2 separate regions of the Homo sapiens genome follow, and region 2 is linked to region 1. Evidence: chromatin contacts called from ENCODE Hi-C or POLR2A ChIA-PET data. All regions are on one chromosome and are shown on one strand. Each heading gives the region's core, a stretch centred on a gene start or an enhancer-like site at or near the end of the contact. The rest is flanking DNA. Distances are from core to core; before and after follow the strand shown. Region 1 overlaps ERRFI1-DT (ERRFI1 divergent transcript). Region 2 overlaps ERRFI1-DT (ERRFI1 divergent transcript).

What was found. A loop is a pair of places that touch in the nucleus more often than their neighbours do. ChIA-PET counts read pairs that join two places held with the same protein, here RNA polymerase II (POLR2A). Pooled maps may share reads with other maps.
Region 2: a map of PC-9 shows a loop between it and region 1 (7-fold over the local background). The contact joins two enhancer-like sites. A Hi-C loop is called at or near these places in 8 of 168 maps with a recorded cell type or tissue (Caco-2, Calu3, MCF 10A and 5 more) and 8 of 50 pooled maps. POLR2A ChIA-PET finds 5 or more read pairs at or near these places in 12 of 52 experiments (A549, AG04449, AG04450 and 9 more).

The regions. Positions count from the first base shown.
Region 1 is chr1:8,095,954-8,099,548 of GRCh38, reverse strand. The region is part of intron 2 of ERRFI1-DT (ERRFI1 divergent transcript); the gene reads right to left. Among named protein-coding and RNA genes, the nearest start is that of ERRFI1-DT, 71 kb to the right of the region's middle. RefSeq lists enhancers at 2,254-2,303, 1,669-2,868. Within about 2 kb of position 2,053, at least 18 of the 41 ENCODE cell types and tissues checked have a DNase peak (open chromatin) inside an H3K27ac peak, as active enhancers do; they include HCT116, PC-3, PC-9 and 4 more, where a contact is called at or near this core.
Region 2 is chr1:8,059,846-8,063,690 of GRCh38, reverse strand. All of the region lies in intron 2 of ERRFI1-DT (ERRFI1 divergent transcript), which reads right to left. Among named protein-coding and RNA genes, the nearest start is that of ERRFI1-DT, 35 kb to the right of the region's middle. Within about 2 kb of position 2,295, at least 17 of the 41 ENCODE cell types and tissues checked have a DNase peak (open chromatin) inside an H3K27ac peak, as active enhancers do; they include HCT116, PC-3, PC-9 and 4 more, where a contact is called at or near this core.

The DNA.
Region 1 (3,595 bases), core at 804-3,303:
TTTCTATTTCCTTTAAATTTTGAAATTTATTGGCATCAATTTATTCAAAATATCCCCTTATAATCTGTTTATGTCTGTAGGATCTATGGTGATGGCCTTTCATTCCTGATTTTGGTAATTTGTGTTTTTCCTCTTTTTTTTTTTCTTGATCAGTCTGGCTAGGGGGTATAACTTTTATTAATCTTTTCAAAGTACTAGCTATTGATTTTACTGATTTTTCTCTATTGTTTTATCATCTTCTCTTTCATTAGTTTTCACTCTTATCTTTATTTATGCTTATATTTGGTTTAATTTGCTCTTCTTTTTTTAGTCTCTTAAGGTAGGAGATTAGATCATTAATTTTAGACCTTTCTTTTTTTCCAATATATGTATTTAATGCTGCTATAAACTTTCCTCTAAGCACCACTTTAGCTGCATGTCACAAATTTAGATAAATTGTGTTTTCATTTTCATTCAGTTCAAATATTTTCTAATTTCCATTGTAATTTCTTCTTTGACTCATGAATTATTTAGAAATGTGTTGCTGGGCCGGGTGCAGTGGCTCATGCCTGTAATCCTAGCACTTTAGGAGGCTGAGGCTGGTGGATCACAAGGTCAGGAGTTCGAGACCAGCCTGGCCAATATGGTGAAACCCTGTCTGTACTAAAAATACCAAAAAAATTAGCCAGGCATGGTGGCACATGCCTGTAATCCCAGCTACTCTGGAGGCCGAGGCAGGAGAATTGCTTCAACCCAGGAGGTGGAGGTTTCAGTGAGCCAAGACCATGCCACTGCACTCCGGCCTGGGTGACAGAGAGAGACTCCATCTCAAAAAAAAAAAAAAAAAAAAGAAAAGAAAAGAACTGTGTTGCTTATTTTCCTAATTTGGGGGGATTTTTCAGAGATTTTTCTGTCCTTTGTTGTTGTTGTTTATTTGCTTAATTGTAGCTAAGTTCCAGATAGCAGGGAATTAGCAATAGTGACTGCAGTCCCTTGGCCAAAAGTTTCTCAGACACTTAAACTATTTACTTAGGTAACACATTTTTTTCATGGCTACTGCAAAGGTACATTTCAGACATATGTTTTGAATTAATTAAATCTCAAGATTAATGTTGAAATTTAATATTTAGTATTTTTACATTATATTAATGATTTTTAAGAACCATTGATTTTAAGTTAAACACTTGGGTTCTTGTGCTTTTTTAAATTTGCAGATTTCAGTTCTCATATTTAGATCATTAACTTTGAAACTAAAAATAAGATCTGAGTGGGTAAGCACAGAGGATTTTTAAGACGGTGAAACTATTCTGTATGATACTATAATGGTAGATAAGTGTTTTTATCCATTTGTCAAAATCCATAGAATGTACAACACCAAGAGTGAACTCTAATGTAAACTGTGGACTTCGGGTGATACTGATGTGCCAATGCGAGTTAATCAATTGCAGCAAATTTATCACTACGGTACAGCACACTGGCAGTGGGGAGTCTGTGCCTGCGTGGGCAGGGAGTATATGGGAACTCTCCATTCAATTTTGCTGTGAACCTAAAACTGCTCTAAAAAACAAAGCCTATTTTAAGAAGCAATAAGATCTCAGGCCTTTCAGAATGCCAGATTAATGTTTAAATGTTAAAAATGAAATACTCATTGCTGCTACTAAAATTACCTTAGTTTCTCTAATCCTCTAAGTTTTCAAGTGTGCCTTTTAAAAAAAACCCTTAAGCTTTAATAAGCTTTACCAGATGACAGTAAAATTACTTAGATTAAGCCTCCATGATTTTAGAAATGAAGCATTTTGAGGACTCAATCCAGTTCCTGGGAGATGAGTCAGCTAGTTAATTAATATGATCTTAAGGAAAAATGACCCGTCTTACTTCTCACTGACTGCATACCCTGCTGAGACTATATTAAGATTAGCATTACGAGTGCTGCACAGCTGCCTCTCCTATGAGTTCAACAGGAGCTTGGTAAATAATATCAGAACTGAGTCATTTATGGTTGAATGACACAGAATGAAAAATAAGTGCCTTTCAGGCAGTTCCTGTTGCCTAATATGGACTGAGAAGTAGACACTTTAACTAAAGAGCCCCACCTGTGCCCCAAATGAACCTTTCCCTATAAGGATGTTGATCTAATTTCCTGATCAAAAAAGGAATCCAAAAACGCTGTCAATGATCTGTCTGGGCCTGAACGAGGGCCTATTTTCTCTTCTCAAAGGCCTCGTGCATGGAAGTCTACCGAATTTCTTCCTTGAATAGTTGAGGGTGTTTTGTTGTAAAGATTTCCAGTTAAAGTGGCTCTTTCATCCTAGGGAGAGATCAGAATATCCAGCAGTCCTGCAGGTGGCTAGAGTTTATTGCATTGGGAAGCAGAAACAAGATAACTAAAAACAGAGAATCTGTATTTAAAACTTAGAAAACAGGACTGGTATTTTTATAAGATTTTTTTTTCATTACAACTATCCATTCTTCTGTGAATTAAAAGCCCAGGACACTGATGGCTCGTGGAATTGATGTCACTAGTCCCTAGGCCTTCTTACCTGATAGTAACAGTAAAATGGATATATAACATCGTTTTTCTTCATGGAGCAGAAAAAACTGAGGTTAAATGAAAGCTTTCAGGCGACTGAATTAAACTTGAAAAGCTATAAGGAAAGGGAGCCCTTTTCTAAGGAAGTGACAACAAATTCATAAACTGAATGACTCATAAACTGCTTTCAAATTGCAAAACTGATTATGAATCACTGAAGAAAAACGTAGTCTCACAAAATCTGGTTGTTTAGGAATCAAAAAAGGTAGCCTCTGCTGTTCATTGGCATATTGTCATTCACCATCCTGAAATAACCTTATGGTGAGTGATACTAAAATAGGTCAGTTTGTTAGAAATATTTGCTTAAAAGCCAGATTTGGCTCTAAATTTCTTTTGAATGAATCATAAGAATCTGGATGATAAAAAGAATTACGCTTAGAGAAATGTGCTAGAAACAGGCATTGGTTAAAGATATGGACGTTTCTTTTAGTAGAAACCTGTGTATTTCTGAATCCTTGAAAGAAGGATTGTGGTTGAATAACAATCTGATAAAGGATGAAGTGACCTTCACCATCCGGCCTGCCGATAAAGAGCGGGGAGATGTTCCAAAGTAATCCCACAAGGAGATTCATGATCTAAAAACCATTACCAATAGGTGGTATCTGTATTTCTCTGTTTAAGACTGGAAACTAACGGGTAACTCAAGAATGCTTCCAAGAAACGGTGGAGAATGTCCACTCAAAGATTTTAATCATTAACTTCAGAGCGACTCTAGGCTAACGCCCAGGTCCAGGAATAAGGGACAGAGGCCAATAGTAACACAGATTTTATATTTTTCAACTGGAAAGCTTGGAGATAGTACAGGTAGATACAAATAATATTGGAGTGTTGGAAATTTTCTTCATGTTCATGTAAGGATAGTTTTACTATCAGTTCTTAGGAAATTGGAATATAAATAAACAATAACAATTTATCTAGACCATGTAAACATTATGGATTTTTCAATTTGCCCTGAAAATCTCAGATTTGCTTGATAGATTTCATGTGGTAGCCTCATTAGACCCCAAAGTGGGAGTGGTGTATAAG
Region 2 (3,845 bases), core at 1,046-3,545, 36 kb after region 1:
AATATAAGACCCTGAAACAATGCCAAAGAAGGCTGTTTTAGAAAAATGACAGAGTACACATATCCTTTAAATCCAGTAACATTCCCTTTTAGCAGCAATTGGTGTCATCAAGCAATAATGGGAATAAGCAAAAGCACACAGGCTTCCAAGTCAGACAGACTGCCACCATTTAGTAGCTGTGTGACCTTGGGCCAGTTACCTAACCTCTCTGACACCTCATTTTCTTCATCTGCAAAATGGTGATAATTATACCTACTTTTAAAAGATTATGGTATAAAGGTTAAATGAAATAATATATGTAAATGCACAATGCCTGGCACACAATAACCTCCAATAAACAGTCACTACAATCGTTTGCCTGAAGATTCTTCGTTGGCTTTGCATTTCTAATAAATAAATAAATGTTTCGAGACTTTCTTTTTTCTTTTTACCACCAAGTGAGGCAAAGCTGACTCTGCTTTCTGTCCAACCCTACTTTTTTTTTTTTTTTTTTTTTGAGACAGGCTGGAATGCAGTGGTGCCCTCATGGCTCCCTGCAGCCTTGACTTCCTGGGCTCAAGCAATCCTCCCACCTCTGCCTCCCAAGTAGCTGGGATCACAGGCGTCAGCCACCATGCCCCGCCAATTTTTGTATTTTTTTGTAGAGATATTTGCCTTGGCTCCTATCTCATCTCTTGATTTGAATCATAACAAAAATAGAAGCAAAAATCCTTGAGTGCCAACTCATGGGTCCTGAATACAAACAAGAAGGTGAGACTTCCATAAATGAAGCAACTAGAACGAGGTTTTAAAAACGTATCTCTGAGCCAGGCACAGTGGCTCATGCCTATAATCCCAGCACTTTGGGAGGCTGAGACACGAGGATCACTTGAGCCCACGAGTTGGAGACCAGCCTGGGCAACAGAGTGAGACCCTGTCTCTACAAAAAAAAAAAAAAAAAAAAAAAAACTTAAAAAAATAGATAGGCATGGTGGCACACGCCTGAGGTCCCAGCACTCTGGGCGGCTCAGGAGAGAGGGTCACTTGAGGACAGGAGTTTGAGACCAGCCTGAGCAACATAGCAAGACCCCATCTCTATGAAATAAAAATAAATAAATCATAAATAAAAACTGTATGGTCCAGGCTGGGTACAGTGGCTCACACCTGTAATCCCAGTGCACTTTGGGTGGCCGAGGCGGGTGGTTCACTTGAGGCCAGTAGTTTGAGACCAGCGTGGCCAACATGGTGAAACCCTGTCTCTACTAAAAATACAAAAAAATTAGCCAGGCGCGTGCCTGTAATCCCAACTACTCAAGAGGCTGAGGCAGGAGAATCACTTGAACCCAGGAGGTGGGAGGCAGAGATTGCAGTGAGCCAAGATGGCGCCACTGTACTTCAGCCTGGGCCACAGAGTGAGACTCCGTCTCAAAAAAACAATAATAAACCTGTATAGTCCAGTCCTAGATTATGTGATGTAGACTGAAATACTATGGTGATTCACAAGTGGCAAAATGTGATATGGGTTAGAGCAGTGACTCACAAACTTTCTGTGATAAAGGGTCACTTCTTTCGTTTTACTTTGTTTGGTTTGGTTTTATTTTGTTTTGTTTTAATTTCCACCCCTTCAGGAACCAAAAATCAGTCCTATTGCCCATGACTTTAACACAGCTCACGCAGCATGCAACTCATCACAAGTTCAACAGCATCCAAAGGGGTCCATGCCCCGTCAAGACTAATTCCCTGATCATATGCTTGGGTGTTGGGGACAAATGCTCAATTGCTAAAAAGTCTCTTACCCTTATTTACTTTCGATTTCTGCGTTCCTCTTGTCACAAACCGTAACAAGCAGATTCCGAACTAGTTCTAAACTAGTAGTTCGCAAACTACTCTGTGAGTTTGTCCTGATCTGGATGTAAAGGGTCGGATTTTGGTTCTCAGAGGAGCATCCCAGAAGGAGCAGTGGAAGACAAAGCCAGGTCCTAGAGGCTGGAAGAAACCCTGCATGTACTTGGTATCATTATTTTTATCACAGCTCAGTACAAATCAGTAGAATTTGGGGTGGGGTATAAGATACAGCAAGAACCTCTATATTTCATAAAATGAGGGGAAAATTATTTCAGTAAGGATCCCAAAAACAACAAAAAGAAGAAACACACATGAGGGTGTTTCCAAACCACCATCTATCTCACTGGCTTAGCAGCAGCAGCTGAGGAGTGGAAGCCAGAAGTACATTCCCATGGAGGAAAGTAAACACTTCATGTTTGCACATCCATCTCAGGAATCCTCTTAGTCACTGAAGGAAAGCAGACAGGAGTGAGTCCAAGGTTTTGGTCAAACCCTGCCTGGCATGAACTAATGAGCTCAGGCTCAGGCCATACTGCCTGGGTTCAGATCCTGGCTCATCCATTTCCTAGCTGTGTAGCCTGGGGCAAGTTGCTTGACCTCTCTTTGCTTCTATTTCCTCAGCCATAAGGTGGGAACTACCCTTCATCAAAGAGTAGCTGTGAGGACTGAAGGAGGCAACGCATGTAAGTCCTTTAGAACAAAGCCTATTACATTGGAAGTGTTATTATTATTATTATTATTATTATTATTATTATTATTGAGACAGAGCCTCGCTCTGTTGCCTAGGCTGGAGTGCAGTGGTACAATCTAGGCTCACTGCAGCATCCGCCTCCTGGGTTCAAGCGATTCTCCTGCCTCAGCCTCCCATGCAGCTGGGATTACAGGTGAGCACCACAACACCAGGCTAATTTCTGTATTTTTAGTAGAGACAAGGTTTCACCATGTTGTCCAGGCTGGTCTGGAACTCCTGACCTCAGGTGATCCGCCCACCTTGGCCTCCCAAAATGCTGGGATTACAGGTGTGAGCCACCACGCCCTGCCATTATTATTATTATTCGGAGACAGGGTCTTGCTCTGTTACCCAGGCTGCAGTGCAGTGGTGCGATCGTGGCTTACTGCAGCCTAGGCTTCCCAGGCTCAAGTGATCCTCCCAGCTCAGCCTCCTGAGTAGCTGGAACCACAGGCACACACCACCATGCCCGGCTAATTTTTTTATTTTTATTTTTTGTAGAGACAGGGTCTTGTTATGTTGCCCAGGTTTATTTTTTATTTTTTATTTTTTTTGAGACAGAGTCTCACTCTTTTGAGTTGCTCAGGCTGGAGTGCAATGGCGCCATTTCAGCTCACTGCAACCTCCGCCTTCCGGGTTCAAGCAATTCTTCTGCCTCAGCCTCCCAAGCAGCTGGGATTACAGGTGCCCACCACCAAGCCTGGCTAACTTTTTGTACTTTTAGTAGAGACAGGATTTCATCATGTTGGCCAAGCTGGTCTCAAACTCCTGACCTAAGGTGATCCACTCGCCTCGGCCTCCCAAAGTGCTGGGATTACAGGCATGAGCCACTGCACCTGGCCCCAGGTTGACCTTGAATTCCTGGGCTCAAGTGATCCTCCAGCCTCGACCTCCCAAAGTGTTGGGATTCCAGGTGTAAGCCACTACGCCCAGCCAGCTATTACTAGTACTGCTACTACTGCTACTATTACTATTTTTATTAGGCTTTTTTCTTCTTGCAGGTTCATTCCCAAGACCAATTTTAGAAGTATTTAAGAAGTCCTAGTCTAATTCAGCAGCTCAGATGATGAACCCCTGATATTCAAAAGCCCTAAGTCTGAACAGAGCCTCTAGGAATTACTGTTTCATTGGCCCCCTTCTCGCAGTTAGTTGCTACTCACATCCTTCAAAGCCCTGATCAAATCTCACCTTCTCAATTAAGCTGTATTAATTAGAAATTGTGTATAACTGCACGGAATAGAAACCCATCTCCTCGACCAGAGGCAGGGTCTCACACTTGTAATCCCAACAC